Regions from separate parts of the Mus musculus genome. Here regions 1, 3 and 4 are each linked to region 2. A link is a loop called in an ENCODE intact Hi-C map of the cell type or tissue named here. Cell type or tissue: heart. All regions are shown on one strand. Region 1 holds the start of Pacs2 (phosphofurin acidic cluster sorting protein 2). Region 2 overlaps Mta1 (metastasis associated 1). Region 3 holds the start of Gm26583 (a long non-coding RNA gene). Region 4 overlaps 9230104M06Rik (a long non-coding RNA gene).

The links. Peaks named below come from ENCODE experiments on the same cell type or tissue, not always from the same donor. Only the 100,000 strongest peaks of a DNase experiment are listed, where the experiment ranks them.
Region 1: a loop joins it to region 2, with 3 times the contacts of the local background. A loop is called at or near these places in 14 of 42 quality-filtered maps.
Region 3: it touches region 2 in a loop (2.2-fold over the local background); 2 of 42 quality-filtered maps call a loop at or near these places.
Region 4: a loop joins it to region 2, with 4 times the contacts of the local background. A loop is called at or near these places in 14 of 42 quality-filtered maps.

The regions. Positions count from the first base shown.
Region 1 is chr12:113,010,920-113,018,919 of GRCm38, reverse strand. It overlaps Pacs2 (phosphofurin acidic cluster sorting protein 2), which reads right to left and starts at 4,412. Exons shown (of 24, transcript NM_001081170.1): 1 at 4,238-4,412. The coding sequence starts at 4,356. In heart, a CTCF peak has its summit at 3,594; DNase peaks (open chromatin) are centred at 3,629, 4,619, 5,779, 6,889 and 3 weaker places; H3K4me3 peaks cover 2,734 bases; H3K27ac peaks cover 2,788 bases.
Region 2 is chr12:113,099,492-113,107,491 of GRCm38, reverse strand. All of the region lies in intron 1 of Mta1 (metastasis associated 1), which reads right to left. Among named protein-coding and RNA genes, the nearest start is that of Mta1, 5.2 kb to the right of the region's middle. In heart, CTCF peaks have their summits at 3,381 and 4,802 (motif pointing right); DNase peaks (open chromatin) are centred at 3,431, 4,891, 6,661 and 7,871; H3K4me3 peaks cover 1,039 bases; H3K27ac peaks cover 3,121 bases.
Region 3 is chr12:112,952,927-112,960,926 of GRCm38, reverse strand. Brf1 (BRF1, RNA polymerase III transcription initiation factor 90 kDa subunit) reads left to right here. Exons shown (of 18, transcript NM_028193.3): 18 at 569-1,065. The coding sequence ends at 606. It overlaps Gm26583 (a long non-coding RNA gene), which reads left to right and starts at 6,638. Exons shown (of 2, transcript XR_381995.2): 1 at 6,638-8,000. In heart, CTCF peaks have their summits at 2,453 (motif pointing right) and 4,902 (motif pointing left); DNase peaks (open chromatin) are centred at 2,437 and 4,906; H3K27ac peaks cover 1,379 bases.
Region 4 is chr12:113,001,470-113,009,469 of GRCm38, reverse strand. It overlaps 9230104M06Rik (a long non-coding RNA gene), which reads right to left. Exons shown (of 3, transcript XR_001780729.2): 3 at 4,989-5,288. Among named protein-coding and RNA genes, the nearest start is that of 9230104M06Rik, 4.7 kb to the right of the region's middle. In heart, CTCF peaks have their summits at 4,283 (motif pointing left) and 6,562 (motif pointing right); a DNase peak (open chromatin) is centred at 4,259; H3K4me3 peaks cover 177 bases; H3K27ac peaks cover 397 bases.

The sequences.
Region 1 (8,000 bases), 89 kb after region 2:
TTGGAGCCAGTGGAGCTCAGGAGAATGCACGGGCAAAGCCCATCTGAAGCCACAGTCACAATTAACCCAGCCAGTGGCAAAGCCAGACACAGAGAACATTCACACCCTTGAAGTTTCTAAGACAGGACAGAGAAGCAAATAAAACACTGGGCTTTACCAAAATCAAAACCCCTGCTCAGAGCTGGGCACACACATGTACCTGTGGTCCCAGCCACTCAGGAAGCTGAGGCAGGAGAGTCACTTGAGTTCAGGAGGCCAGTCTGAGCAGCATAGTGAGACCAGTGTCAAGTGAAATCACAGAGTGCACCCATGAAGAGCAGAAACACTGGCAATGAGCATCCACTTCCACCGCATGAAGGACACTTCAGCTTAATGAGGAAAACAGATCCTTCTCAGCAAAAACCAGGAGCCAGCCTCCAATTCAGAAATGCAGCCACTCGTGGAAAAACTCTTGGTACGACACATCTCCAAAAAGAGTCTAAGAAAATCTTACCACACTGCCCAGGACCATTCGGGGAGCAGACGACTGGGCCTTCACCTTAAACTGGAGCTTGCTTATGAAATTGTACGTACCAACCCCCCTCCACTGCTGCTATCAGCCACCCAGGTCCACAATGAGCCCTGTGACAATAGTAACCAAATGACAGCCTGAAACTACAAAGAATCCAAAGTCCACATCCAATGTAGGTTCATTTGTACAAGGGAGTACTATGTAACAACAAAAAGGAAAGTCTCTTGACAAAAAAGCACGGGATGCATCAAAGGCGGCCTCATTCCTTCCATGTGGCTCTCTGGGGAGAAGACTGTGTGAGAATCCATAGCTGGTGGAGGACCAAAGAAGGATGGGAGCTGTTTTCTGGGATGATAGAGATGTCTGCGCCTTCCACAAACACACACCTACAATGGTGTGTACTCAGACCACACTGCTGCCCAGATACTAAGAGTCCCACCTTTCCTGAAGTAAGCCAAAGATAGAGACTAGAGGTCAGCAGCGGTAAGAACAGAGGCTTGTGAACAATATTAAGCAGGTGCCCAGAGATTGGAAAATGTGTTAGTAAGCGTCAGCTAGAAAAGAATTCAAGTGGGAAGTACAAAGGTCCACAGAGCTAAAGACTCGGGCAAGGGCTCTGGAATCCCAGCAGTAGGGCACGGGCAAGATGCTGGCTGTCCCCAGCAGCACGGTGCACCACGCTGCTGAGGCAAGGTGAACTCAGCAACACTGCTGGGTCACCACTGACTATCAGGAGTTGGGTCCTCCCTCCCACCAGCCCCAGGATGCCTAGCACCCAGCTCTCCACAGGACAGAGAGCTGTCTCATCGCCTCCGGGAGGGAAAGAAGGAGAACTGAAACTCAAGCAAATGAGGAGAAAGGATACCACCCCCACCTCAGCACCCCTATACGCCAGGGCAACCCTGACAGATACAGGCAATTAATTGAAGGGGGCATCTCAACAGCTGAAGGTGAGAAAAGAAAGATTACTATCCCCTATAGAATAAGGTGAGAAAAGATTACTATCCCCTATAGAATTTGCTAAGACTCAAGTAGGGAAAAAGGAGAAAGAAAAATTGGCAAAAGACACGACTGAATTTCACTAACAAGGAAATACAAATGGTCTAGATTCATAATCAGAGAAACTCAAACTAAAACCACAGCACTGTTTCACACCCACCAGCCTGGCAAGAACGCAAGACAGTGAGGATTCTCGCCCTGATGATGGGGGCTGGAGCTGGCACAACTGTTTTAGGAAGCAACCGAATAGTAACACCAAGCGAACACACACCCACACCCCTAAATCCTCCTACTTGACAAAACGTGATCAAGGCAGTCCTGTCTGCCTCAGGGACAGGCATGCACACAGGAGATTCATAAGAAAACCTTCTCTGCGGTGGCCATGGCAGAGCTGTAGCCAGGTAAAACCTGACAACACCCCGCAGCAGAAATCCAGGTGTTATCACTCTGAGGAGTGTATGCAGCAATCAATGTGCGTCAGCCACCAGCACAGCCGTAGCTCGGGAAAGACAACCAAAGCCAGCAGGGAACCAGGGAACCAGGGAACACAATCCTGATCCTGTCTGCAGCGAGTGCCCAAAGCACAGCACTGCACAGCAAGTGGCCAGAGGGTGTGTGCTGAGGGTGAGTGCTGAGTGCTGAATGCTGAGTGCGAGTGCTGAGAGAGAGTGCTGAGGGTGAGTGCTGAGTGCTGAGGGTGAGTCTGACTGAGTGCTGAATGCTGAGTGCGAGTGCTGAGAGAGAGTGCTGAGGGTGAGTGCTGAGTGCTGAGGGTGAGTCTGACTGAGTGCTGAATGCTGAGTGCGAGTGCTGAGAGAGAGTGCTGAGTGTTGACTGAGTGCTGAGGATGAGTGCTGAAGGTGAGTGCTGACTGAGTGCTGAGGGTGAGTGCTGAGTGCTGACTGAGTGCAGAAGGTGTGTGCTAAGTCCTGAGGGTGAGCACCTCTGGCAGCAGAGCAGAGGAGGACACAGGTCAGAAAACATGCAACACTGTCCTGACACTCTATACTTTAACACACAGAACATCTGCTCCACCTGACCAAGGTCCTCACCCCTCCAGAGAAAGTCTCTGTCCAGCCCAACACCCAGAGCACCCCAACACCTGCTGCTGCTCACCCCTTTCACATCTTCCTCTCTGTGTAAGCCTGTCCTCCACCAGCCTTCCCTGACCCCTACCTTCTCCTGTGGAAAAAGGATCTTCAAGAACACAGACCACAGCAGGCACGGTGCGCATGCCTATAATCCCTGTACACAGGAGGCAGAGGCAGGAGGACTGAGAGCTCAAGGCCACCCTGGGTTACAAAAACAAGTTCAAGGCCATTCATGACTACAAAGCAAAACCCTGTCTCAAAAGAAAAAAAAAATCGTCCACCTTTAAAGGAAATGGCCTCTCTCCCTTTCCTTACTAGGTTTAGGCTCCAGTCTTAGGTGAGTGTGCTACCTGTATCTGCGGTTCTAACTCTAAAAGAAGTTCAAGTGTGTGTTGGGGATGTGGATCACAAGAGCATAGGAGTTCAAACAGCCTCAGTGTTTCTGAAAAAGAAGGAAGGGGGAACAGAAGAGGGAGGGAGAAAGAGAAAGGCTGACTGGTGTATGGGGTGGGGGGCATGGGGACCCTTGGCTCTCATTAAGGGAACTCAGAGACTGCTAAAGGAATTCAAGGGCCAGTGTGAAGTCTCAGGGCAATGCTGTAGAGAGCCAGAATTAAGTGTGGAGATCAGTTCATCTCTCCCTCCCCCCACCCTGCTTTAGGGGCCTGGGAGATGCTCCCACTGAGGCAAAAGCTGACCCTCAGGTCTCAGTCCTCCAGATGCCCCTCAGATCCATCCTTCCTTTCCCAAAGCCACAGACAGACCCAGAGGGCCTTGTGCATTCTAGAAGGGTAAAACCACTATCTAGTGGCCTCTGTACCCCCAACACCACACTCAGAGGCCTGCTGAAAGAACACAGAAAGTTCCCCTTCTCCTTCCTAGCATCTCTCTACTCAGATCCCCCTCCAGGGCACACTGTCCAAGTTCTGTGCCTGGAAGGCTCTTTGGTGATAAGGCCACTTTCCCTGACTCCCCAGAGGGAAGCCTGGAGCGCCCTCAACCTGGTGTCTAGAGTTCCTCTTTTCTCTCACTAGCTGAAGCTCCCGAGTAGGAGCCAAGTCAAGAAATCACAAAAGTTTCAAGCTGGGCACTAGAATGGGAAGCTGTAGTCCACACAGAGATGGGTGGCCACAGTGTCCGCCCAGCGGGTAAATTTTGTCTAACCCTTTCCACGGGGCGAGGAGGAGGTCGCCTACCCAGGGGAGAAAGACCAGGCTTGTGCAACGGCAAAATTAACAGCTCCAAGCAAAGAGTACAACGGTCTCGGGAGCTCTCGTCACAACGCCGGACACAAGGCCGACAGGTGAAGAGAGCGCAGACCTCACCCGCAGGGTAGATGGAGAGGAGACAGCGGCGTGTCCCGGGAGCCTCAGGCCCAGGCCTCTGGGGTGTGACAGTGCCGCTGCACGCCGGAGGAGAGCTGTGGCACTAGCCGAGAGCTCCACCGCCTGAGGTCCGCTGCGCAGCCCGGCCCGGGACGCAGGTGTCAAGGTGCGGGCAGAGCACCGGCCGGGCGAGCCACAGGCCCGCTGCCCCGCCCCGGCCCTCGCCTTGCAGTCACCCGCGCGCGCTCGGGGGCGCGGGGTCCCGGCCCGCAGGCAGGTGCGCGCGGACAAAGCGCAGCACGGGGGCGTACCTGGGCACGCAGCTGGGGCTGGAGCCGTCCACCTCCCAGGTGGCAAACAGGTTCATGGGCACCGGAGTGTTGAGCGCTCCGGGCGCGCCGGGCAGGCCGAGGCGGCCCCGCTCGGCCATGGCGCCGGCCCCGCCGTCCCTCGGCGGCCTGGGGCTGCGCCGGGCCGCGGGAGCGCGGCGGGCGGGCGGGCCGGGCGCGCGGAGGGCGGCGGCGCGGTCACATGGCGCCGGCGGGCGGCGGGAGTCCGGCAGGCCCGCGGGCGGTGTCCAGGCTGCGCCCGCGCCCCGCCCCCTGCCGCACCGCGCCGCCTATTGGTCGACGGGGCAGGGCTCGCGCGGCGCACCCAATCACCGCCCACCGGAAGTGAGGCGCGCGCCCCAGGGCGTCTCCGGCGCCCAGCCGCGGGAGCGAGCGCGCGCGGCGGCGCACAGGCTGTGCCCCTCTCAGGGACTCAGGCGAGCGACGTGATGGCTGCGGGAGTGACCAGGTCTACGAACCCCTCACGCTCCCTGCGGCGGACCGCGGGCCTAGGGACGTGACCATGTATCCCGGTGACTCTCATCCGGTTGCCATCCTGCGTGTCCCCGCACAGGCCCCTAAGGCCTGGCTCTCGCACTCTGTAGGCCCCACCCACCCTTATTCCTTGAGGAGTTTCAGCCACCATCTGTCCTCCCTAGCTGCCCCATCCAGCAACCTCCGCCCATCCAGCCTCCTCCTATATTCAGCAGTGCTTTATTTATTTATTTTTAAGTTTTTCTCAAGAGCATCTCAAATATTTGGTACAGGGTGCATTCTCCCTTGCTCGCAGTGAACTTGGGCCAATAGGAGGGGCGGGTGGCCGATCAGACTGCAGGGCCCAGTAGGCAGGGGATTCCAGGCATGGCCTGGAGAAGGCCGGCTAGGCTCTGGGCCTCAGGAAGAAGCTCTCAGTGGCAGATGTCCCTCCCCCTCTTTTTGGCTGTCTTTGGTCAAAGTCAACAAATTTAGGGAAAAGCTTTTCTGGCATGTCTTGTTTCTTTGTATCCACGGCTTTACACAATTGCCTTTCTCCCGCTAGGTTCCATGTCTTATTATCTTCTAGTAAGCTTATTGAAACAATTCTAACTCAAATCAATCTGACCTGGCTGTCCCTCCTTGCCCTTCAGGTTTACCCAATAGTCCTGTTTTCTGCCTTTCTTCCCAGGAAGGCATTGTGGGGGTGGTCCCTCCTCTGCTATGACACCCCAACCCCTTGCCATCTACATTTGGAGCTCCTCTGCCAGAGGCAGCCTCCTGCTGTAACTCCAGGATGGGAGCTGCAAACAGCTGCAGCTGCTTAAAGCCAGAGTCTGCTTTGAAGAGAACAAGGGGACCTGTGTTTTCCTCATGTTCCTCACTCGCTGGGGTGGTAAAACAAAGTCCAGAGGGTCTGTCAGTCTGTGGCCAGCTGAAATGAATATTGTCTGACATTGCAGCCCTATTGGGGCCAGTAGTAAGGCTTGTACCTAGGAAACCAGAGGCTGTGTTCACCGAGCTTCATCAGCCTTGGTGGACAGGCTGCCTTTGATTGGAAGCAAAAGACAAGCATCCACTGACCTCAGCAATTGGCAGACAGCGCTGGGGACAGACCAAGGGTGCATTTGCAGGCAGAAGAATGGGCTGTCTGATGAGTTGTGTCTGTGTGCGCCAGGCAGGCATTGCAGCCAGGGTCAAGGGAGGAAATAAGAGTGACCAAGCTGTGCATACCGGGGCATGGCACCAGTGGCCTTGGTTGAGCTGTGCCATCTTGTACTGGACACCATTGTAGGTTCTCAATGAATATGACATATATCTGCCCAGCCTCACTTTAGATGGAAGGAAAGTGAGACACATGCTGTCTGCACTTTCTAAGGGAAGGGGGGGGCTGTTAAGGTAGGTCATGGGGACGGGTTAGTGGTGACCAGTGTTTTCCAAGTGACTAGATAGCAGTTTGAATCTGTTTCACCTGTTATTTGGATCTTTGGCCTCTGTATTTGAAAATAATGGCTGTCTCCATTCTCTTTTTGTAAACTGTAGGTCCTAAGACAACTTCCTTAAAAGCCAGGAAATGTGTCTTCCTGTGAACTAGGTGTGATGTGACTCCTACCCTTCTACATTTGTAGCATTCCCCTACCATGTTTCCTTTAAAATGGGAACTTAGTTCAGGATGAGCCTCGGTGGGCAACCGGGGTGACCGGGGAGAGGGCCCAAGGAGGGAGACCTCCGGAGCCCTGTAGTCCCAAGTCAGCACACATAAACCATGGTTAAGACCTGAAAACAAGCTGTCTGTTCAGCAGCAGGACACTTGTTTGTTGGGAGGAATTAAATTTGGGGTTCCAGAAAAGGCCTCGGGCATTGGCAGGAAGTAGAGGTTTTAGCCAGCTTCCTAACAGACCCACAGATTTTGACTGGGTTCCCCTCAGCCTGCACACTGGGAATCTGAGCTTCCTGGCTGATGTTCCAGACCATGCATTCCTTGGAAACTACTCATCTGCTTAGCTTGAGTTTAAATGATAATGAACCTGGCATGAGGATGTGATACAGCTGTGTAGGCATGACATGGCCCATGCCTGAAGGAGCTCCCACAGAGTCCAGGGACCTTGCAATGAGTCCAAGGCACAGGAACCACTGGGACTCCAGGCCTCTGCCCATGCTAGGGGCACACTAAATAGATACTCATGTGTATCTATTTAGTGAAGGAGCTCTGGTGGGCACTAGGCACCGAGCCTTCTGCTGTTCTCTGGTCCATCCTCCTTTGCACTGTTAACTTTGGGCTCCAGTCCATCTGATGAGTTGCCAAGACCCCGGGTGGCTTGTGGCTCTGTGTTAACATAGTTCATATCCTGCATCCCTGTCAGCCTTGCTGTCGCAGAGGCAGGGTTTCAGAGTCAGCTCAGGCCTGTATAGCTGAGCCACTATCAAGGAGGCAGAAACAGAAATTTCACACATGGAAGATACGCTGGTCACATGAAGTGTGGGTCACGCATGCCTACTTCAGGGAAAGGAATGTTGTGTCCAGGAACCCAAGTAACCTTCAGAAGCCAAGTGGGTGTGCAAGTGGGTGAGCAAGTGGGTGTGCAAGGAGAGGCTGTGAGCAGCAGCAAGGCTCATGGCAGAGCACCAGACCCTGGGTCCTTCTGAGCTGAATACAGTGTTGCAGACATGGTCTACAAAAGTGAAACAGGACTGTAGATGTTATCGAGGGTGCTGGGGTTCTCTTGTAATGCTCTTAGTCTCAGTAATAAAGGAATTCAGAGGGGCTGGTGAGCTGGCTCAATGGTTATGAGTACTGACTGCTCTTCCAGAGGTCCTGAGTTCAATTCCCAGCAACCACATGGTGGCTCTCAACCATCTGTAATAGAATCTGATGCCCTCTTCTGGTGTGTCTGAAGAGAGCAATGGTGTGCTCATCTATACAAAATAAATAAATCTAAAAGAAAGAAAGAAACTCAAAAACGATCTTATTAGCCTTTAAGAGAAAACATAGTACAGGTTAGATTAAAAATCCTGGCAACCACCAAGAAGACATGAAAAAGGCCTGGCTTTTAAGCTAGACATGGAGTAGAAATAACTTACTAAGACAGGAAAGAAGATGGCTGGAAGAAAGGCTCAGCTATAAGAGTGCTTGCTGCTCTTGCAGAGGACAGTTCCTTTCCCAACATCCATGTCCAGCTCCATCAGGATCCAACACTGTCTTCTTGTCTCTGCACACATGCACACATGAATACACACATGCATACTCACAAACACACACACACGTGCATAA
Region 2 (8,000 bases):
GACATCTTACATTTCTACTCAAATGCTTTGCTGTGTCACAGGTCCAACAGCAACACAACTGACAGACTGAAACCTCAGAAACTGTCAGCCAAGATAAACTCTCTTCCTTGTAAACTGGTAGTCTCAAATTGTGAAAGCAGTAAAAAGTTGACTAACACAGGAGACCCATAGACCCATATACCTGAGGCTCTCTGGTACCCAGCACATCACAGGACACCCGTGAGATGGTTAACACACACACACACACACACACACACACACACACACAGGGCATTGCCAAGCACAGAGCTAACTACTGAAAGACCAGGCAGGATCAGGGGTTGGGACTTCCAGCTCTTCATCTGTGTGCTTGTGTCCTTTGTAATGGGGCAGCAAACAGGACAAGTGTTTACCCCTGCAAGCTGCTCCAACAAATTAACTGAACCTGAAGAGTGTCATGGGAGCCTTGATCCAAAGCTCTCAGTCAGGAGCACAGGCTACAGCCATGGATGCACAACTAGCCTGTGAAGTGTGGGGATCTGGTGGAACTGAGCCCCCCAGCTACAGGTCTGCGTGGTCTCCAGGCAGAGGGCATTAGAGCTCTATTTAATCACAGCATGCCCAACCAGTGGTCCATGGAGACCTGGATGGCTGCTTTGTGACAGCCCCACCCCATGTTTGATGGCAAAGCCTCAGTGGTCTGTTCTGTGCCTGGGAAGACAGGCTCCTCGGTGTGGCTCGGAACCAGCCACACTGGAGCTTCTGTGGCCATGTTCCAATAAAACTTTATTTATGGGTAAAGCAATTTGAATTTCATATAATCTCATGTCACAAAGTATTCTTGTGATTTTTTTCCCCCTCAACCACATAAAAATGTAAACGCCATTCTTAGATCGTGAGTCACACAAACCTAGGCAGTACCGTTTGCCAATGCAGTTTGCCAGTCTCCAAGAGGCCCTGCCATCAGCCAGGGTCATCCAAATCTCACTAACTTGTTTGCTTTGTAGAAATCAACAAGCCAGGGCCAGCAACTAAGAACACTCACAGTCAAACCCTACAACCTGACCTCATTTTCCCAGAAACCAGATGGTCGAAGGGAAAGAACAGGCTCCCCTAAGTTGTCCACATGTGTGCTTTGGCACGCATGCACATCCCACAACACACACACACACACACACACACACACACACCTGTGTTTTACATAAATAAATGTAAAATACTACACAGTAAAAAAAAATCAGCAACAGTCAGGGAAGTCGTCGAACACATCTTTAATCCTAGCACGGGAGGCAGAGGCAGAGGCAGGCAGATCTCTGAGTCTGAGGTTAACCTGATCTACACAGTGAGTTTCAGGATGACAAGGGCTACACAGAGAAACCCTGTCTCGAAAAACCAAAACCAAACCAGAAAGCCAGCCAACCAACCAACCAACCAACCAAGAGCAGGCTTGGTGACACGCTGCTCTATTCCAGTACTCCTAGGCAGAGGCAGGCAGGTCTCTGTGAGGTTGAGGCCTGGTCTACAAGAGAATTCAGGACAGCCAGGGCTACACAGCGAGAAATCAAACAAACAAAGCCCAACAAGGCTTTGACAGGGAAGCCAGGAACCAGGACAGAAGGCACTGTTCTGTAAAGAGCAAAGCTGGAGGGAGGGCTCGCACCAGCAAAATCCCTCCCAACACTACAGTAAGCTCCAGGCCAAGACTTGCACTGACAAAAGCTGCCAGATGATCACCGAACAACTGTACGGTCGGGTCGACCAACCCAATACCAGCATCCCACATCCTCACTGCTGTCAAGGTGACCCAGTGGGGAGAACTGGACACAAGCATTAAAGTACAAAGGCCCTTAACCCTCACAAAGAAACTAACAAGATGGACACCAAAGTCAAACGCAAACTTTTAAGGATTATGTAATAAAAAAGGATAAAGACTTTGTGATCTTGGGTTCTAAGAGACACGCACAAAGCACACAACCTCTGTCCTCTGAGGTCTGAAATGCAGAATATAAACCAACTCAAGGGGCTGGGGTATGGTGGAACAGCCCTTATCCAGTATAAGCAGACCCTTGGTTAGTCTTCCACATCACAAAATAATAAGATATATAAATAATCACCTCACAGTCCATGACAGTAAGAACACAATCCAATTTAAACACCAGGGAAAGGCCAGGCAATGGATGTTTACGCCTTTAATCCCAGTGCTAAGAGGCAGAGGCAGGTGAGTCAATCTCTGAATCCAAAGCCAGCCTGGTCAAACAGGGAGTTCCAGGACAATCAGGGACACTTAGAGTCTCTGTCTAAACACACACACACACACACACACACACACACACACACACACACACACACACAAACAAAAATCAAACAGCAGACCATGGTAGCCACTTAATCCCACACAGCAGAGGCATGAAGATTACCAGTACAGTGCACTAAATAGCAAGACCCAGTCTCAAAGAACCAAACAAACAGAACACACAGCAGGGAAAGGACAGCATACAGATGGCAATAAGAACTCATGAGAAGCGGACACCATTCACCAGGGAGCTCCAATTAAAACAGTAAGGGCACCCTGCACACCCGCCACACCACTGCAAGGCACACGAGTGTGGGTTCTGGTGCCTCTGGGCGGGGGTGGGGGGGGGGTGCGGGAAACAAGGGCTGTTAGCCAGACCAGGTGCCCTTGAACTCCTGAGCTCACTGTACAATCATACATTTTTACTCAGGAGAAGTAAGAACCCATGTCTGTTGTTTTTCACCTTGAAGTCCACATGAAGTTCATGGACTGGGGATTCACAGTGACACGCCCAGAGAGGAGCACTCCTCAGAAGAGAAAGCCAATCCAGAGTGGTAAAGCAGCCATCTTAAAGGATGGTCCCATCTATGAGACAGACACTCTGGGGTACAGAGTTCAGGAGTAGTTAAGAGAAGGGAGACTTCCCAGCAAAGAAGACTCAGAAATGTGTAGATTATGGGAATGTCCTAAATATCTGTAGTGACATTTGCCAAAAAGCACAGACCTAACTGGGTACGGTGCACACCTGCAGTCCTAGCACTTAGAAGGCTGAGGCAAGAGGATCAAATAAACTCAGGAGTTCAGGGGCAGCTGGCCTGGCTGGTGGGTGGGCGCCAGAGCCCACACCCCCTACTGTTACCATAGATACTGACCAAACATGGACTCTGTACTCCCAGTCAAAAGCCAAGGTCCCTATGGGTCCTTAGACCCCTCCCCCTCCCTTCTGACACAGAGGGTAGCAACATCTGCAACAGCATCAACCCTGCAGGGTCCATTCCCAGTTTACGGACAGACTGCTCAGAGGTGGATCCTGCGGGAGCCACATGCATGCTAAGGCCTCGGGTCTCCCATGCACTCCTCTTGCCTGACGACCTAGGCACTCCTGTAAGCTGAAGCCTCCACCTCTAGGGGCACTAGACTTCATCCTGGCCATCGTCCTGTCACCCAGCCAGCACCTGAGTCTTCTAGCTCAGCCTGGCCTCCACTCTACTTCAGAAGGCCTCTGGTAACATAGTCATGACCTTGGAGGGCAGCCAGTACAGGGAACGACCATCTCACTGGCCCCGCAAAATCTAAAATGGGGAAGAGGCCAAGACCCTACCTGCAAGAACAAATGACCAATAACCCCCAGCAGTGGCACCCAGTGTGCACAAGAAGCCAAACGGCCCAGGAAGGCCACACGGAGCCCCGGGGATGAACCAACAGATTGTTTTGGATTCTGCTGACCAATGAAAAATGGCCTTGTGGTTCATTTCCTAAGTGGGTGTGGGGTACACTGAGAACTCCCCTACCATACGAGTAACCCACACCTTGCCTCTGACCCTGGTTCTTCAGGATATCACACGCTACCCCTGCACACAGCAGACTTGCCTGTGAACCTCCTGAACTGCAGCAGCACCCTGCAGTTGTGGACCCTAAATATGAACCTTAGAGTCTCCCTAGATCTCAGGAGCAGACCCTGACTCCCAAGTCCTGAAGGCCCCTGGGGGGGGGGGGGTGAAGTGGAATAGCCGGGGGTGGAGCACACACAAAGACTTTAGGCCACCAGGGCCCTGTGGGCACAGCAGGGGCTGAGGGCAGGACACTGGGTAACAGGTTCCCTAAGTGGCTGTAAGTAGATCAGATCTGCTCAGGACCACATCTGACATTATCTTATATGCTAATGTCCAGAGCCAGAGCCTTTCCCAGGTCCCCTCCCATAAAAGCAATCCCAGCAGCCCTCCTCCACACGCCCGCTGATATGAGGTCCACAAAGACTTTGCCTAGTGCCGTTAAGGGAGCCCCACTGCATCACTCTCTGTGGGCACCCTGGGGAACTCTATAAAGGCCCAGAAGCAAGGAAAGATGCTTTCTGCGTGTGACCTTAAATGTCCTGAGAACACAGGTTTGAAGCAGAGTGCATGCTGGGACAGGACAAGGATGAGGAGCAACTGGCCGGCCCCAGTCAGGCAGGACCAAGCTTGATGTCTGGCCAGGAGTACCCAGGTGTTCAGTAGTGCCAACCAGGGACAGAGGGGCCTATGCCTGTCCCAGGAACTCACCCTGGCATCCCTTATGCCACGTCCGAGTGAAATCCTGCTTCATGGGGCACCAGGACCCTGCTCAGGGACAGTCAGTCGTGGAGGTCCCTGCAGGTCGGCGCCAGTACAGAGGGAAGCTTCGTGTTCTGGGATTTAACCACGAGAGCTGCTTCTCTGGACCATTTACTTCTGTTTTAGTTGTTGCTAATACGGGAGTTTAATGCTAAAATGTTCCTTCTCAAAATAATTCAGAAAGCCAATAGCAGACACACAACCCACCTCTGGCCCCACAAGGGGGCAGGCTAGCCACGCTTAGTAGGCTAAACAGGATGGGGAGGCCTCTGCCCGGCAGCCTTCAGCACAGATGATGGCTCAATGGCTTCAGAGGCTGAGAGGTCCCATGCTGCTCCACAGACAGGCTGCAGCCTTGGGCCTGGCCTACTTCTACAACTGCTAAAGATGCAGGCTTAAGGTCAAAACTTGTGGGCTTTTCCTTACAAGTGCTGTGGCAAAGAACTGGGCAGAGCCCAGAAGCCTCCACCGGGCTCCTCAAATTGGCACATTGCTCACAGTATAGGTATTCCCTCACAACTCTAGAATTTTCAATCATGGGAATATTTTAGTCCAAAAGTTTCAATTGGCCAGGCCATGGTGGCACATGCCTTTAATACCAGCACTCCAACCACCCTTCCTGTTTAGCATGGCTCCTAATGACTTGGCCCCTGCTTCCTGACTCTAGGCAAGTATATCCCTGAGTTCTGGGCCAGCCTGGTCTACAGAGTGAGTGCCGGGACAGTCAGAGCTACACAGAGAAATCCTGTCTCAAAACACCAAAATAAGGACAGGAGAGACGGCTCAGCGGTTAAGAGCACTGACTGCCCTTCCAGAGGTCCTGAGTTCAAATCCCAGCAACCACGTGGTGGCTCTCACAACCATCTGTAATGGGATCTGATGCCCTCTTCTGGTGTGTCTGAAGACAGCTAGCTACACTGTACTCATACATAAGATATATAATTCTAGAAAAAAATTAAAAAAAACCCTACTGAAGCAGAAAACAAAAGTGTCTATTACCAGGATTAAATACAAATGATGATATAAATGAAAACCCAAGGTAGGAAACCAAGAGGCTGGCTCTGGGCATAGGAAACACCACACAAGTCAGGGCAGGGGCAGCTGTGATGTGTCTGTGGCCTGCAGGCTGTTGCTTCCTGTAACGTTCCACAAGCACAAAGCCACTCAAAAGAATACGGGTTAAACTTCTCGCGGTGAGAGGAAAAAAATACTGCAAAGGGAATGGCCATAGCCCTTCAATTAAAGACAAAAAGCTCCCACGTAGCCAGGTGGAGGTGGTGCACGCCTTTAATCCCAGCACTTGGGAGGCAGAGGCAGGTGGATTTCTGAGTTTGAGGCCAGCCTGGTCTACAAAGTGAGTTCCAAAAAAACCAAAAGAAAAAAAAAAAAAAAAAAGCTCCCACGTAGAAGCAGCTGTGACGTGGGGAGACTCAAAGCAATCTCTGTTCCTCTGTTCAAAAATGCCACCTAATTTTACAACAGACACACAGGTAAGAAACACAGGTGCCTGCCCTAGGATGTCCTCAGCCTTAATCCAAGCTCTCAGTAGGGACAGCCTCTCAAACCCTCACCCAACACCCACCCCTGCTCTCAGGCGCTGGCAGGAGCCTGGCAAGCCCACCTCTTAAGATGCAGTCTATCTTTCCACCCTGGCTGACCTCTTGGCCCAAGTGTTCTGGGGCTCCTGCAACCTCCTCCCCCATACTTTCACCGGCCTAACCCACCCTAACACGTCTTCCAGACAAGCTTGCCAGGGAGTACAGGACGCCCAAACATTGTGCTGCAAATCCCAATCTTTCCTGTCCACATGCCTTCACAGTTGGGACACTGGGGCAAGGCAGTTTTCCTGAAACTTAAACCTGACACGTGTGCCAAGAAGGGGGTGGGGTGGGGGCAGAGATACCCCAACCTAGGTCTCCACCAGCCACTATTCAGAACACATTTCCCAGGGGGCCAGAGCCCAGACAACAGACTGAACCAAGGCCTGCTCAGGGAGCCACAGTGTGTCCTCTCTCATCTGGGGGCCTGAGAATCTGGCAAGCAGTGACTGGGGCAGGAAGCCAACAGCCACCACCCAGAGCACCATTGCAAGGCCGTGCTGGGGCTCCCAGGATGGCACTAGAGTTCCCTATCCAAAAAGTCCTTTAGGGGCTGACCCTTCACCTGCCATGGATACCCTCTGGGGACCACTACCCTGCAAAGCACTACAGGCAATACAGATGGTACCCCAGACCACGCTTGGCAGCCAACATATACATAGGAACACAGACCTATCCCTACTCCTTAGTCATACATACTTGCTTGACACACAGGCTCAGGGTCCAGCCACCTATCCTCATGGGGCCTCAGACACTCCAGGATACCAGCTATGTCCTGGAGGAGCAGATATAGGACACAGGATGAAAACAGGGATGGATCTCTAGCCACGCCGTGGGGAAACAGGTACAGATGAGCCAGTCTAGGACCTCACCAGATTGCTAGGGCCTTGGCTATAGCCCCTCCGCCAGGCAGGCAGCTGTGGGACTCTTGGAAACGGGCTGAGACCTCAGTGCCCTGCAGACCACCTTCCACGCTCTCACCACCTCCCACTGCCTGAGTCAGATGCAGGAGCCCAGACCTTCACTCTTTTGCTATTTATTCATGCTATTTATTCATTTCTTCAGCATATGACATGCCATCATGGGCCAGAAACCATGAGAACCAGGAGGGGTGGGGGGTGGAGGTGGCCCAGGGGTCAGGGTCATACAGGAGTGGTGATGGGTGTTTCAGGGTGGTCTTCCACTCCAGCACACTCTCAGCAGAGCCCAGTTTTGCTAGTGGGGGAAGAGATTCATCCACATTTAGTCTGTGACCAGGAGGAGGGGCTCCAAGTCCAGATAGAGAGCAGGGTCAGGGACCAGGATAATGGGAGCCTTTCACGGGCAAAGGAGAACCTCTGAAATGAGGGAACTAGAGGTAGAACCCGAGGAAGCAGCAGCCATATCAGCAGGAACCATGGTGAACAGGAAGGGGGATCCTTGCAAAAATGGTTCACTGGGCAGAATAAGGGGCAACACCTGGAAGGGGGCCCCCTGGGGAGCCAGGAGCTAGCCTCTGCCCTGGAAAGCAGGCCAGTAAGCCTATAGCATCCAGTGACCTGGCCCACTCCCTCTGGGGCTGGCAAGGCTGAATCCTCACAGACCAGCCCCTCCTCATATGACCCCAGGCTGTATGACCTGTGGCAGGTCCTGGCAGAGAGCAAAGGTGTGAGATCAGGGATTCCCTGAGAGGCCCCTGCTGTGGGAGGCCTGCTGTGGGAGGATGAGCCATCCGTGTGGAGATAGCTGCACCCCTGTGCCCCAAGCCACAGAACTGAGCTGGCTGGGTCCCGCTGGTGTGAGATGGAAGGAAATGACCTAGGCACTCAGGGGTCGGGG
Region 3 (8,000 bases), 150 kb after region 2:
GAGGCCCCTTTTTTTCCTTTTTCTTTCTCTCTCTCTCTCTTTTAAAGATTTATTTATTATTATATCAAAGTAAACTGTAGCTGTCTTCAGATACCAGAAGAGGGTGTCAGATCTCATTACAGATGGTTGTGAGCCACCATGTGGTTGCTGGGATTTGAACTCAGGACCTTTGGAAGATTAGTCAGTGCTCTTAACCGCTGAGCCATCTCTCCAGCCCTATTCTGAGGCCCTTGAATATGCTAGGAGAATCAAGGCAAAGACTAGGGCCCAGCTCACAGAGCAATGAGGCATCTGCAGTGAATCAGGGCATGCTTTCTGGGCTTGTTGGGAGTCAGCAAGGGGCTGCTCAGCCAGTAGACAGTGAGTGTCATGGCTTAGCCATACTATTTGTAGTGCCCAGCAAGGAGCCAAGGCTGCCCCACAGGGCACACACCAGTCCCCCATCCCTGCAGGCAGCTGGGATAGATTGAAATGGTGTTTTCAGTTGGTGGGGTCTGTGAGGTGAGCAGTGGGGATGGGGCTGGGAGCTGGGCCAGGAGAACATCCACTGCTGTCCTTTGTTTTGCAGATTACGGCTGTGATGGTGATGAAGATGATGGCTACTGAGTGGAACTCAAGGCCAGGCAGCGTCCTGGTGCTGGACTCCAAGTGTATCTGTTTTATGGGTGTCAGATGGGCCCTGGGGCCACGGCTCATAGGAATGATTTCTGAGACTCTACCAGTCAAGCACTGCCCCACTTATTTGAAGCTCTCTTCCTGTGGCTACATTGTGGACCATTGTACTTACTATTGGGAATCATGTTTTGAGCAATGGAAGGGATATTTTTGCCCAGCAAGGGAAACTAGCTGTGTGTTTATGTGTAATGAAACATGGTCAGAGAGTAGCTGGGTCTGGATCCCACTTCGTGGCCTGGCCTGCTAGTGACTGTTTACCAGCAATCCCCAGGCAGGCACTGTGTCCTCCTGTCGTTAGGAAATTGAAGCACAAGGGCTTCAGTCAAGAAGTCCAGCCAGCTTAGCCTGCTGCCAGTGTTCTCTGCCCTGTCCTTCCCATCCTGGAGAGAGGTATTAAGCAAGAGACATGTGGCAGTTATTTCTCTATACTAGGCAACCATAGTCTGGGGTCTGTGCCTTTAACTTCACATCAGCTTCCTGCAGGCAGGATGCTTCCTACCGTTCCCGGTGTCCATTCATTGTCTTGAACTGCCCGGAGCATCTTAGGCCTCAGCCTCCTGCTTAGGACGAGTCCTTGTGGCTACCCAGTAGCGTCTTAGTGAGGTTTATCAGCAGCACCCAGGAAGTGAGACCAGCAGGCCATGTACACCTGTGTGCAGCTTCCTGTTGATGTCTAGCACAGTCTGTGTGGAGTTCTGGCCCTGCCCCATCAGTTAGAATGAACCTTTAGTCCTCCTGCACAGAACCCTCTGCCAAGAAGCCTGCAAGCTGTCTCCTGGGCCTCTTCACGAGAAGGTCTACAGAGTGCCCTCGGTGCAGTTAACTCCGGCCTCCCTTCCCTGGATGCAGCCTTGCATGCAGACCACTTGGCTTTCAGATCAGGAGGTGGGGCCAGGCCTGAGGTGGTGAGTTGTGGGGGCCAGGCCTGAGGTGGTGAGTTGTGGGGGCCAGGCCTGAGGTGGTGAGTTGTGGGGGCCAGGCCTGAGGTGGTGAGTTGTGGGGGCCAGGCCTGAGGTGGTGAGTTGTGGGGGCCAGGCCTGAGGTGGTGAGTTGTGGGGCCAGGCCTGAGGTGGTGAGTTGTGGGGGCCAGGCCTGAGGTGGTGAGTTGTGGGGGCCAGGCCTGAGGTGGTGAGTTGTGGGGGCCAGGCCTGAGGTGGTGAGTTGTGGCGGCTGCAGATGAGTGGATGGTCAGACAGGTAGGAAGTGATTGTGACGGAAAGACTGCACGATGCTTTGGGATTGTGTATGGGGATATGGAACCAGGCTCAAAGGCCCTTCCCAGAAGTGAGATCACAACTGTGGTAGGGGAGAACAGTTTTAGTATGTTTGTACGTTTTTATACAGCAGGACTTGCCTGTGGCATGGAGAGAGTACAGGGTGAGGGGTGGGAGGTGGGAGCTCAGGAAAAAGAACCAAGTGCCCTGGGAGGAGAAGTGGGAGGAGGCCTGCTCCCCAGCTGTGCCTTGTCTGCCCAGGAGCCAGCAGGAGGAAAGGTCTGGAAAATGGAGCAAGGGCCGGGAAGGCTGGAGCGCTCTTGTAAGGTAGTTAGATGAGTTGCTCACTACCACGGATAGAGTTAGAACACAGGGGTGTAGGGAGGTGGACAGTGCTGAGTGAGGACAGTCCGTAGGAGATAGGTGAGTAGCAAAGTGTGTGTGTGTGTGTGTGTGTGTGTGTGTGTGTGTGTGTGTGTCCTGAAATGTGGGACCTGGGTTGGGGAGAGCCGGGTGTTGAGGAGGAAGGGCCCAGTAGGGGGCAGCCGTGAAATGGGCAGGATGCTTCTGAGCTGAGGTCATAGCCTTGTGTGTGTCTATGAGCAGCACTAGTGTGAAGCTCAAGGAGCACTGGGTCTGGATGACCCCACTGTGCATGCAATTAGTCCATCTCTGCCTGCTTTTTCTGACTGGGGTTATCACAACAGAATCCTCCTGCCTGGGGTCTTCTCAGAGTGCAGAGCAGTGCCTCAGATAGCCTCCTGGGAAAAACTAGTCCTTACCACACTGGACCTTAGAAGAGGGAATTAGGAAATGAGGGAATCCATTGGATCCTGGATTCTAGACTGAGACTCTGTGTGGTATGCACACTTGAGTGCTGAGCAGACAGGATAGCTTATATCTCCCAGCCTCCTCTGCCTTCTGTCTTCCTGCCAGGAGGAGGGAGGTGCAGGGGACACTACATGTATGGTACACTATCCAAGTGTCTTGCCAGCCCCCTAAACTGAGGAACCTAGTACTTCATGGTTGCCACCATCCTCTGCAAACTGAGGATCACTGGGGCAATACAGTAGCAGTCAGCAAGGTTCCTGTAAACCTAGACATGTGAGGCTTGGCAGAGCGTGTTTCTGTCTTTAGAGGGAACTGGGCCACAGAATGAGAAGTTGCAGCCGTGCAAGGCTGTGAGGCACTGTTCCCACTTGGAGCTGTTCCCTCCTGAGCTATTGTACCCATTGAGAAGCCTGTCCAGCCTGCCCTGGACCTGGGTTCTCTGATCAGGTGCTTTGTCCTCTGTACACTACTGAGCAGGAGTGGAACAAGCCCTGTGTGGGGTGGGGTTGGGGCACTCCTTTTATACATAGTTAGAAGGTGGAGACTGAGGTTTGGCCACATCCTTTGCCCAGATACCTGTCTAGGACCAGGGGATGGATACACCTTGACAGTGTGAGAGAATACATGGAATGGGCATGGATCTAGCTGGATATATCTTTGCCTCTGTAATACCTCTAGATGGTAGGTACCCTACAAGAAACTCCAGAGACCAGGGAAGCAGGGCCTCAATGGTGTTAGTGAGGAAGTGGAGTAGTGGGGTACGTGCATCTTAGGATACCTGTTAGACCCAGAATTTCTCTCTGGCCTCCCTTCTAAGAGGTGTAGAGCAGGAGTTAAGTAAAGGGAGACTGTTTGGTACCTCATGGAGATTGCTTCCTGCATGATGGATAGCCTGGGTTCTAATTGCTCTCTTCTCAGCATAGAGCAGTAGAGCTCTGGGTGCTCAAGTGTGCACACCAGACAGGGTCCCAATCTAAAACCAATGGACTCCCTCTTTCTCTCTTTCCCTTTTCCAAGGCCAACTCAGGAGCTGTGGACAATGGACTTTTAGGCAGTAGCTGGAACTGGGTCTAGGGTGGTTTCTTGGGAGTCCTTCCAGTCTAGTGAGCCAAGCCTGGGCCAGCCCCTGGAAGACCTTGACTTTAGTGAAGAGATCCATCAGCCCCTAAACCCTATGGATTGCTATAACCTTAATTTGCTGTAGGCCCCCAACCCTGCAGCCCCACAGCCCCCTCCTCTGGGCCTATGCCAGAATCCTACCTAAGTCAGTGTAGCGGGGAGTGTCTGACTTCCTTAGCCCAAGTCTTAGGGTGTAACCCAAATCTTGGGCCTCTCTTGGGCACAGAAGAAACTTTGTGCTCGCTGGGACAAAACACCTGCTTGGCTTTTCCCCACCCAGTCTAGCCCATTTCAGTGACTGCTGGGGTGGGAGGCACCAAGGAAGCCTCCGCACGCACCCCAGAGTGAGGGGTGGCTGTACCCAGGTGACATACGTACACAATACAGGTTAGTGTTGCATATGGCTATGGTGCTGTCTGTTGAGGGTGCCCCCACTTTCACCTGTTGGGGCTTCCTTCCTGTCCTATTCTCTGCACCTCCTGAAGCTTGTGTGGCCCTCTGCACCCGCATCTGCATCCTCCAAGGGTGCAGGGGCCCATCCATGGGCAACAAACAGGCTAACTCAAAAAAGCCCTGTATAGCCCTGCCTGGGAGCACCCTAGAGGAGGTAGCGTGCTCCCAAGTTCCTAGAAACCTGCTTATCCCTGTCAGTGCTGGGGTTTTCATATGACCTATAAGGTGGTGTGCCTTATCCCGGAGGCAAGCGAGCAGGAATCTAGTCACTCATGAGAGTGTACACTTAAAACAGTAGCTGCTTGAGCCTCCCCTGGTGGTCTAGGCCTAGATGGAGTTTAATATTCAGTACCATTGCTTTGTGAGTCAGACCAGAGCCCACAGCTAACAAGCTTTTTTTAGCTTATACTGCCCTGGACCACTAAACACTGGGGGTGGGGTGGGCGTGGGGGTGACAGCTAGGCAGAAATGGGGAAGGCACAGTGAAATGAAGAAGGCAGACCCTGGCACTGAACCTCAGAGGTACAGGACTTACTGATACATCAGTTATTTGCAGTGAATTGATGTGATTGGCCACAAGCCTGGGCTTGCACCCTCTGGTGGCTGTGTGCAGTACTACTTTCTGAAGGCCCTTCACTCTTAACAGTCAGCACAGATCAAGGGTGCGGTCACTGCTTGGGCAGTGCAGCAGACTGGCCCCATCACTGCCTCACCCCTACCCTGCAGTCCCATAAATAGGGGGTACCCCGAACCAGCCAAGCTTAGTGGGAGGACTGGCGAAGATATGAGCTAGCACACAGCTCCCAGAGCAACAACACATGTTCAAGGCTTTTTTTTGTCCTCAGGTTGTTGCCCTACAGTCAGCACCCTCCAACACAGTGGTTTTCAACCTGTGGACAGAACTTTGGGGGTGAGACGACCCTTTCACAAGGGTCACCTGAGACCATCGGCAAATACAGATATTCATGATTCATAATTATAAAATTTACATAATTACAAAGTTACAACTATGTAGTATCAATGACTATAATGTCTGTCTGGGGGTCACCACAACATGAGAAATTGTATTAAAGGGTTGCAGCATGGGGAAGGTTGAGACCCAGTTCTCTAACCCTTATCTCTACCCTGTCACAGGACTCAGCCACTCTGCAAAAAGTACCCTTGCCTCTTAGGGGACATTGAGGTATCAAGTCAGCTTTAGGTACAATGGTTGGGGGGGGGGTGTCTCCATTCAGTGGAGAGTAAGCTCTGCAGATAAGGATCTCCAGCCCATTGTGGGTTTTAGGAAGGATTCTTGGATAGGGGGCTAAGCCCCCAACATGTTCCTGAGCTCTACCTAGTGAGGTAGGCCATGTCTCCTTGGTGGTCAGAGCCTGTGTCCGTACCCTGAGCCTGAAGGGCTGACTGACATCCCTAGGGTGCCTGAGCTGGAGCAGGTTGGCAATGGGTGGGGCTACACTTGGCACCTGAAGCCTCCCCAGGCCTTCAAAGTGGCCGTGGGCAGTGTTAATGGGCAGACTTTATGGTTTTCCTGTTGGGAGAGGAACCTAGCTCAGGGGAACTATTGTCCCCAAACAATGGGCCTGGCTAAGACCCATGAGAGCAGTGGCCCCAAACTGGTGAGACCCGTCTCAACCATCACCCACTTTTTAAATCCTCAACTTGACCTTGGATCCAGCTTGTCCTGAGCCTCATCCTGCCATACTCTCCTTCCTGCTGACCCTGGCCGGGGAGGAGCAAAGAGGAACTCCAAGCATCTCCAGGAGCTTTAGTGCATAATGCACCTTGTGCCCCAGCCCAACTCGAAGGCGGCAGAATAGAGAGGGTGTTAGCAGAGGCACCTGGGCAGCAAAGCTGAGCGCCCATGCTAGCCCTGCTGCTTAGGTGGAGGCCTGGCAGGCCCAGAGGCCCCAGCTTAGTCCAAGGTTGAAGTCTGGAGAGAAGGCCAAGTTAAACTTGGTGAGCTGAGGGCAGATAGACCTCCTGTTCCCAGCACAGTAGAAGTGAGGCTGTGCTAGACAGCCAGGCAGCAACTTGGTAGAGTAGCATGCCAGCCTTCCTCTGGGAATAACAGAATGGGCTGGAGAGCTGGGAGGTGCCCTCCACAAGCTCGGTGTGGGGTGGAGAAGGCAAGGGCTGCTTCCAAGTAAGGATCTGGACAGGGGCTCATAGAGATGTGGAGAAATGGGTTCTAGTACAGTTATGTTTAGGGGCTTACAAGGTGGACAGGGTTCTCTGAACAGAAAGATCCAGGATGTCTGGGTGATGGAGGCCCGTGCCTCTAATTCCAGCACTTGGGAGGCAGAGGCAGATGGATCTTATGAGTTCAAGACCAGCCTGGTCTACACAGCAAGTTCCAGAACAGCCAAGGCTACACGGAAAAACCATCTTGAAAGTAAATAAATAAAATAAATATCTAGGATGATGAGGTGGAATCAGGCTTACCAGCCCATGGGGGCTTCTGGGGATGTTCCTGGCAAATGTGCAAACTTTACCAGCTCATTGACAGTGACTCAGAATGAGAACTTGGAGTGAGCATTGTCACAAGCTCAGGCTGTACACAGCCATATTCAGGCCAGACGGGACACAGGTGTTACACCCCTTCCATCGTGCTTTGCTTTCTTTGGACTTTTTTAAGTTTTAGATTTATTTTATGTGAATGTTTTGCCTGCACACATGAATGTGTACCACATGCATACTCAGTGCTTGCAAAGATCAGAAGAGGGTATCCGATCCCTAGAACAAGAATTGCAGGTCGCTGTGAACCATCGTGTGGGTTCAGGGGAGTGAATCTGGCTCACTCTGCAAGAGCAAGTGCTCTCAACCTTGAGCCATCTCTCCAGCCTGTTGCTGTGATTTTAAAATGCTGAGCAAACCCACCTTGGGGGGAAGAAAAAGGTTCTTTTGGCTTACACATCCTGGTCACAGTCCATCATTGAAGGAAATCAGGGCAGGAACCGTGGAGGACCGCTGCTCACCATCCTGCTCTCCAAGGCTTGCTCAGCTTGCTTCCTTAGATAGCCCAGCACAGCTTTCCCAGATGGCATGGCCTGCAGTGAGCTGTGCCCTCCCACATCAAACAGCAAGAAGATGCCATGTAGACATACCCACAGGCCAAACGTGGGGACAATTCCTCAGTTAACATTGCTTCTTCCTAGGTGACTGGTTGTGTCAAGTTAGCAACCATCACACCTTCTCCACTGGCTCAGCAGGCAGAGGCAGGAAGCCCTAAGAGCTGGTTTGCAGCTCGTATAAATAAGGAACTTTGTGGTGAACACAAGGCCTCTGCAAAGGAGAGCAAGTTTCTTTCCCCTGTAGACAAAAAGCCCACTCAAACATCCTGTCTTTCCCCAGTTTGCCACCAGCCTTCTGGATGTTGGGGCCAAGGGCCTCTCCTCCCCAACTCCAGCTCCCATTTTTACACACAATCTTACAATACTGAGCTATGCTAAGCAAAGGGTGCACCTCAGTGAAGGAGGAGGGGCAGTCTGCCAGGAGCAGCATACCTTGGGCTACTGTTAACAGTCCACTAATGCTCAGAGATAAGCCCAGGGAATGGGAGCGCTCAGAGTGGAAAGGGCTGGGAGAGACATCCTGAGGCCCTAGAGTGGGAGTTATGTAGGAGTTACACTGGGACATCTTCCTAGAGCCAGGCCAAAACAGGGCACAAAAGTCTTACCCAGAAGAGACAGGTCTCATACTTGGGAT
Region 4 (8,000 bases), 98 kb after region 2:
AGCCACAACATTAGCCCCAGGTAGCTGCAGTCCAGGAGCCCAAATGTTCTCAGCCTGATCACTTTTGGGTGACTGAAAGGCCTAGGTGAGACAGCTTAGAATGAAACCAACAGAAGCAGGGCAGTGGCGGTGCATGCCTTTAATCCCACTCAGGAGGCAGAGGCAGGCAGATCTCAAGTTTGAGACCAACCTAATATACAAAGCAAGTTCCAGGAAAGCCTGGACTACACAGAGAAAAACCTTGTCTTAAAAGAAAAAAGAAAAGAAAGAGAAAGGAAAAGAAAAGGCCTGGATCTGTGTTCTGCTACTTCTGCTTACCAGCTTGTGTCTTCACAGTCTCTCTGCTAGACCCAAGGTCACAGGGATGGTAGTTCTGAGTGCTTCTATGCAGGCCCTTTGGGAATTTTTACATTTAGATCATGTGATCTTTATAATGTATTGCCTTCTTTTGAGGGTGAACAATAGGTAATAGCTTTGTTGGTGAACAATAGGTTTCTGAACACACATGAAGACTGGGGGAGGCAAGTGCAGTCTGCCTTGGTATTGGAGGCCCAGAGTGAACTGAAAGGAGCAAGCAGGGAACAGGAGACTCAGCCCAGGCCCAACCTACCATGCAGGTACCCTCTCCAGCCTTCCTCCTCCCCTTTCCTTCCCCAACTCTCTCTAAGGCCTCACTCTGTAGCCCAGTCTGGCCTAGAGCTTCAGATTCTCTGTCCCCATTCCCCCTCCCACACACTACTGGGATTACAGGTGCGTGCTGCCATGCCTGGATTTCACCTTCTTTGTCTACAAGTCCACATTCTTTTGCTTTTCTTTTGAAATCTGGATTGGGGTCCATATACAATGTTTGACACTTGTCAGGAAGCCACAAACCCTCAATCCTTGATGTTTTCTGGACTGGAGGTACAGTAGCTTTCTCACATCCCACAATCTGGATGAACTGTAACCAACCTACTTTGCCCTCTGTCTGTGGGCATTTAGACTAGCATCATGTTTGTGCTACATTAGCCCATGTCATTCAAATCTTTAAAACAGGAGGAGACAATGTTGCCATTGTGGGCAGAATTTAATAAGCCAATGAAATGCAAGGGGAACACCTGGAAAAATGATGAAACTAGTCAAAGTTAACAGCATTCAGAGTCATAAGATAGTCAGGAGGAGTCTCTGCCCCTAACCCTCAAACAATGACTCAAATGCTTTGCATACATAGTGTGTTGTAAGTCAGGCTGCTGTAAGAAAATGCCATAGGGGTTGAGAAGTTGCTGCATGGTTAAGAGCGCTGTTTGCTCTTGAAGAAGACCTGGGTTCGATTCCCAGAACCCACAAAACATCTTTCAACCATCTGCAACTACAGCTAAGGGAATCAGACAGCCTCTTCTGGACTCTTTTGGTACCAGACATAAACGTGGTGTGTAAACATACAAGCAGGCACAATACCCATACACATTAAGTTCTCCGTCTCTGTCTCTCTGTGTCTCTTTGTCTCTCTTGTGTTTGTTTGTTTTTGTTGTTTTTTGTTTTGTTTTCTGAGACAGGGTCTCTCTGTGTAACCCTGTCTATCCAAGAACTCACTCTGTAGACCAGGTTGAATTCACTCTGAAGACCAGGTTGGCCTCAAATGCAGAGATCCAACTGCCCCTGCCTCCTGAGTGTTGGGATTAAAGGTGTCTGCTACCACTGTCCAGCAAGTTTTCTCAAGAAGTTTAAGAACACAACATAAGGGGCTGGAGAGATGGCTCAGCGGCTAAGAGCACTGACTGCTCCTCCAGAGATCCTAAGTTCAAATCCCAGCAACCACATGGTGGCTCACAACCATCTGTAATGAGTTCTGATTACCTCTTCTGGTGTGTCTAAAGACAGCTACATTATACTCATATAAATAAAAATAAATAAATCTTAAAAAAAAAAAGAACACACCATAAACTGACTGGTTGATAAGAGAAATGTGCTGCCCACAGTGCTGGAGGCTGAGGTGTCTAAGATCAAAGAGAGCTCCTCCCTGATTCATAGAACTTTCTCACTGCATTTTCCCATGTGATGAGAAAACTAGCTTTCCAGGGCCCTCTCCTATGAGCATTCAGTGATCCCAACCATGAGGTCGCCTCAGCAACAGTTAGTGGGCCCCAGGGTCTGTCTTCCAACTTGGCTGAGTACCCCTGGAAGGGAAAGCAGCTTCCCTGGCTTCTCCCTGGCATCTGCAGGGAGCCTGTGCCTAGGTTCCAGTGGATCCTGGAACGAGTAGGGAGCAACACCCACCACTCAGTCTCTGTGGGGAGACTGAGAGAGTACTCAGCACTCCCAGGCACACCTGTAGAACTACAAGGGCAGCAGAAAAGTCTGATGGTGTCGGGAGTTCACCTAGAAGAACGGCAATACCATTGCACCTCTTGAAACTGCCTTGACTCTTAAACTCTGCATAGTCAGCATTCTCTAGAGGCACATAACCAGTGTGATCAGCCACACACAGAAGTGAGCCACACACAGAAGTGTGCGCACACACATGCACACACACACAGACACACACATGCACGCACACAAGCAAGTATGAGAATTTAAGTCAGCTTAAAATAGTATCACTTAGCCGGGCATGGTGGTGCACGCCTTTAATCCCAGCACTCGGGAGGCAGAGGCAGGTGGATTTCTGAGTTTGAGGCCAGCCTGGTCTACAAAGTGAGTTCCAGGACAGCCAGGGCTACACAAAGAAACCCTGTCTCGAAAAACAAAACAAAAAAACAAAAACAAAAACAAAAAATTGGTATCACTTAGCAGAGCCATACCTGAGAGCTGAGACCCAGGTAGTTGTTCCATGAGGCTGGGTGCTTCAATATTGGGAGTAATTCCACAATGGCTGTCTCTCACTGGGGACAGTCCACAACGTGGGTGTCTTATCAACCCCAGTCCTTAGTCCAAGATGAAAGCTTGTTCTGATGTCAGAGAGGGAACCCGAAGCAGCCACAACAGGGCAGATTAACTCAGCTGCACCAGGGAAGGCCAAGGGGGAAGAGCCAGATGGCCTACCTTCCTTCTGAAGCCCTTTGTTTCCCGGCTGCCACCTGAAGGTGCTGCCCACGTGTGTCTTCCCACCTCAGTCAAAGCAGCCAGGACAGGTCTTCAGGTGTGGCTCCCTAGTTTGTGTCGAATTGACATTAAACAAACAAACATCCTACACCCACTGCTCCTCATCATGAACTAAGATGCTAAAACTTAGATGCTAGAGCTAAGAGAGGCTAGAACTCAGCCAGACAGTGCTGCTCTCGGAGAGGCTAGCAGGGACAGTGCCATTTCTACTGCTACACTGAAGAAAGGCAGAGGCATCTTCCAGTGTGTCTGGTAGGAAGTCAGCAACTAAGACCTCAAGATCTGAGAACAGACAACCCAGGGTTGTTACATAGTGAGACCCTGTCTCAAAAACAAACAGCAAAAACTATAGAAAGTAGAAAATGTAATCCTACTCAGCTTAAAAAAGAAAGCAAATATGTAAATGTGTGTATGTGAAAGTATCTATCAATACATGATTATGTGTGCCAAATACATTTTTCTCAAAAATACTGACGCACAGGAATTCAAGCTGCCATAAGAAAATATAAACTGTGCTAGGAGAGCATTACCTCTGTGCTCCGAATGCAATCGGTTCTGTTGCTTTCCTTTCTCTTCTCGTCTTTCATGGCTTTTAACTCCAGTGAAGAATATTGAGATGGGAACAAAGGATGCTCTGAGTCAAGCCAGCTGTGGAGCTCTGGTGCTGCACACCTTTAATCCCAGCACTCCAGAGGCAGAGGCATTCAGATCGCTATGAGTTCAGGGCTAACCTGATCTATAGAGCAAGTTCCAAGCCAGTCAGAGTTACATCACACGAATCTGTCTCAGAAAAATAAAAGCATGTCTTGTGGCAGATAAATCAGGATAGGCTGTGGCTGAGCCGCTGACAGGGGTGAGCTAGGTGCCCTGGAAAAATAAGCCAAGGGCAGCCCCAGCACTTCCCCCGTACCAGCCAAGCACCATCAGTATGGAAACATACACTCACTTAGTAGGTGATATCCTTACAACCCTGGGAAACCATTCACATCTGTCAGACAATGGAAAATACAAGTGACAAAATATTTACAAAGAATGAAATAGGCTTTTGTTTTCTTTGTAAATCACGATGCCCACCTCAATTGCCCATGTGATGAAGGTGAATGCAGAGCAAAGGCCAGCCTGCAGCTCTCCCCATGATCTCAATTCACCCAGAGGCGGGCGCCACCTCCTGGGTTACTCTGCTCAGGAGTGTGGGCTCCCTCATCCTTCACCTTAGGATGGCAGAGCTGCCCTCTTCTGGTTGGTAGCTACCTTGGGCATTTGCACATAGTCTGTGGCATTGCAGGTTTGTGTGGTATTTCAAAGGGAGAGCTTATGGAGGGGTATGTCTGATAACTGGGAAATGACAGATCAGCCATGACATATTTACCCACTGGACATGCAAGGGAGCTCTCCGTGTTGCTCTCCAGGAACAGTCACGGTAGGCGATGGTGTGAAAAGCCAAGGATTAAAGCTGTCGAGCAGGCATCATCCTCTTACCTTATTTTATGTCTTTTTTTTTTTTTTTTTTTTTTTTTTTTGAGACAGGTTTCTCTATGTGCTCTTGGCTGTTCTGGAAGTCATTGTGTGCAGACCAGGCTGGCCTCAAATGCACAGAGATCTGCCTGCTTCTGCCTCCCAAGTGCTGAGATTAAAGGTATGAGACACCATGACTGTTAACTTACTGATCACATTTAACCTAGGCTTAAGAATAGGAGGGAAGACCAGACGGAGTGGCACACAACTTTGATTCTAACACTCAGGGGAGTCAGGGGCAAGATATCGGGACTTCAAGGCAAGTCTGCCCCCCCCCAAAAGAATCCGAGGGACCTTTGGGTTTAAATTATAATGCTCCATGCTCCTTAGTGTTTCTCACAGTAGAAATAGTGATGCAAACACATATGTAGAATATGGGAAAATACCAAGGTCCTAATACAGAGAACAGCCAATGACAGTCATAAAAGACACAATACCCCTGACAGCACACAGGTGTTCAATCCTGTTTCATCAGAGTGAGTGAAAGGATAGCTTTTCTGTAGGGTTATTTTATTTTGTTAACGAAAATGATCCTTCTGCTCTGAAAGCAACAATTTAACTGCTTCTTGAAATAGGGTCATACGTTTGACCCTAGGTCTGTATGTCGCTGAGGCAGCTTTAAGTCCGTGATCCTCTCGATTGCTGGGATTACAGGTCTGAGCCAGTATCTCTACTTGATGCGGTCACACTGAGCCCTGGGATTTAACAGGAATTGGGGACTTTCAGATTATCGCAGGCCAGATGGAGTGGGCTCTCAGTGTCAGGTTGTATCCTGGAGCAAGCAGAAATGTGGGAGAGACTCTGGAGTGAAAGAGTATCCAAGCCTTTTTAAAAAGAATGCGGGGAGCTTGAAAGAGCCTCCAGCCACAGGCCAAGAGGCTGCAGGAAAGGTCATCTCCTTTTTTCCTGGAGTGTGTGTGCCAGGTGGGCAAGGGCCACTGGGAAGACATATTTGGCAGGGATATGGTAAACTGGGGAGGGACAGGCGAGAGCGCTAAAAAACAAAAAACAAACAAACAAACAAACAAACAAAAAACAGTTCAGGTTTGGAAAATGAGAGACATCAAGTGAAAAAGATGGAAGGAACACAAAACAAGGCAGACAAAGTCGCCTATGGATTTGGGATGTAGGAAAACTCATTTAAATTATGTTGTTGCCGGGACTGCTGAGGCACCCCATGTCATGTTTCCCAGCTCACTCTGACGGGTTACTGCAGTAGCAGGGCATGCACTGGAGACACCTGAGGGGCAGCTTCCCTTTCTCACTGGAAACCTCAAGAAGCGACTCCTGTGCATTCACCCAGGGTGATCACTCCACCCGCAGCAACCTAGTGTTAATGCCATATTTAAGCCCCAAAGCCGGCTGGATGCTTGAGGAACAGGTCCACCTGGTGCACTGATGGCCACAGAGCCACCGAGGCACCGAGCACATCACTTCCAGCTGGTTTGTTACGGCTCACTGGGCTCCTGGAAGACCTGAGCATTCACTATGAACTGCCCCTGCCCTGTTCATGTTTGAAGAGGTGACCTTTAGAGAGGTGATTATGGTAGCAGGAGGTCATTAGGAAAGGTGCTAATCTACTGTCCTATGGCTGTGTCCTTAAAAAGAACCGAAGATGAGGAGACAGACTGACAGACACACACAGAGTACCCTTTGAGGCAGAAGGCAAGGCCTCAGGAGCAAAGACCTTGTTCATACCTTGACTTCCAGCCTTTAGATCACAAAAGTAGAATTTTTGCAGGGCAGTGGTGGCACATGCCTTTAATCCCAGCACTTGGGAGGCAGAGGCAGGCAGATTTCTGAGTTCGAGGCCAGACTGGTCTACAGAGTGAGTTCCAGGACAGCCAGAGCTACACAGAGAAACCCTGTCCAGGAAAACCAAAAAAAAAAAAAAAAAAAGGTTTAATTTCTTTTTCATGTATATAGTATTCTGTCTGCATATATACCTGCACGCCAGAAGAGGGCACCAGATCTCATTATAGATGATTGTAGCTGGGAATTGAACTCAGGACCTTTTGGAAGAGCAGCCAGTGCTCTTAACCTCTGAGCCATCTCTCCAGCTCCAAGAGTAGACAAAGTCAAGTCGCTGAGTCTGGGGCACTTTGTTCTGGTAGTCCCAGCAAACAAATATTCTACAAGTTTTATTGAAACAGAAAAAGAATTGAACTCAAGGAAATGTGTGTGCTGGGACTGTTTTGTGGCAAGGGCTTGACTATGTCATACAAACTTGGGAATGGAAGGACGCAAGGCTAATGAGTGGATTGGGTAAAGCAGTGGTATAGCAGAATCCATAGCAGAATCTGTGCAGAGCAAAGGGGTTTAACACAGGCACTCTCTTCTCTTTGTGGTACGCCTAATACTTCTCCATGATGAAGCATTTGGGGGTACCCCCAGCTCTGAGCTATGTTTTCTCTCTACACAATGGCATTCATGAGTGATAAGCTCACCTTTTCATGTTTATCCCCTGCAGAGCAAGATATTCTTGCTCTTTAAGACTCAGATTGGGTGAGCCTTTTTCAAGATAGAATGGCAGGGAAGCATCCCCAGGCCCTCCAAAGAAGATAGGGCTCCACCTGGTTCCTCTGTAGGGGCTGAAGAACTTGCTGCTCTTCCCTTCTTAGCACTTGTCTTACTGCAATGTACATTGGGGTCACTGAGAAGGGACAAGGCTCAGGGGCATCTGTGAGGAGGTCTGAAGGACCCTGGTCCTCCACCTTGGGACTCTGACCATGGTTATCTCCTAAAGACACCAACTGTATAGGGAACCAGGAGCTCCTGTGAGTGCTTCACTCTGGGTTTCTGGAGTATTGCTTTGTTTTTGTTTTTTTTCCGGACATACCATTGGCTGTCCTGGACCTTTTGAGGCATTCAATGACATGTTGATTTGGGATCCCTTGGGGTGACTCGAGAGCACAGGAACTGTGCAGCACTCCAAATCCTTCAATTCCTTCATTTGCCATTTGACTTTAATATGTATTGTGCACATGATGGTGAGAGGGTACATGTGTGGAGGTCAAAAGAGAATTTTGTGGAGTAAATTCTCTCAGTCCGCCTTTACCAGAGTTCTTGGGATTGAACTCAAGCAAGGCAGACAGATTTGCTTGGCATTTACTTGACGAGCAATCTCACCAACCCTTCCTTTGCTATGTTTTGAGGAGATCCCTCCCAAGTTCTGTTTGTTTGTTTGTGACAGGGTTACTCTATGTATAAAACAGAGTCCTGGCTGGCCTCTAATTCACAGAGATTCACCTGCCCCTACCTCTGGAGTGCTGGGACTAAAGGTGTGCACCAACACAATCGGCTTTTTCCAAGTTGTTGTTCTTGTTCTTCTTCTAAATTGTGTTGATAACGCTGGTTTTGCAAGCTGATCAGAAGTCTGCATATTTACAATGCTTCCCTCTTAGTTT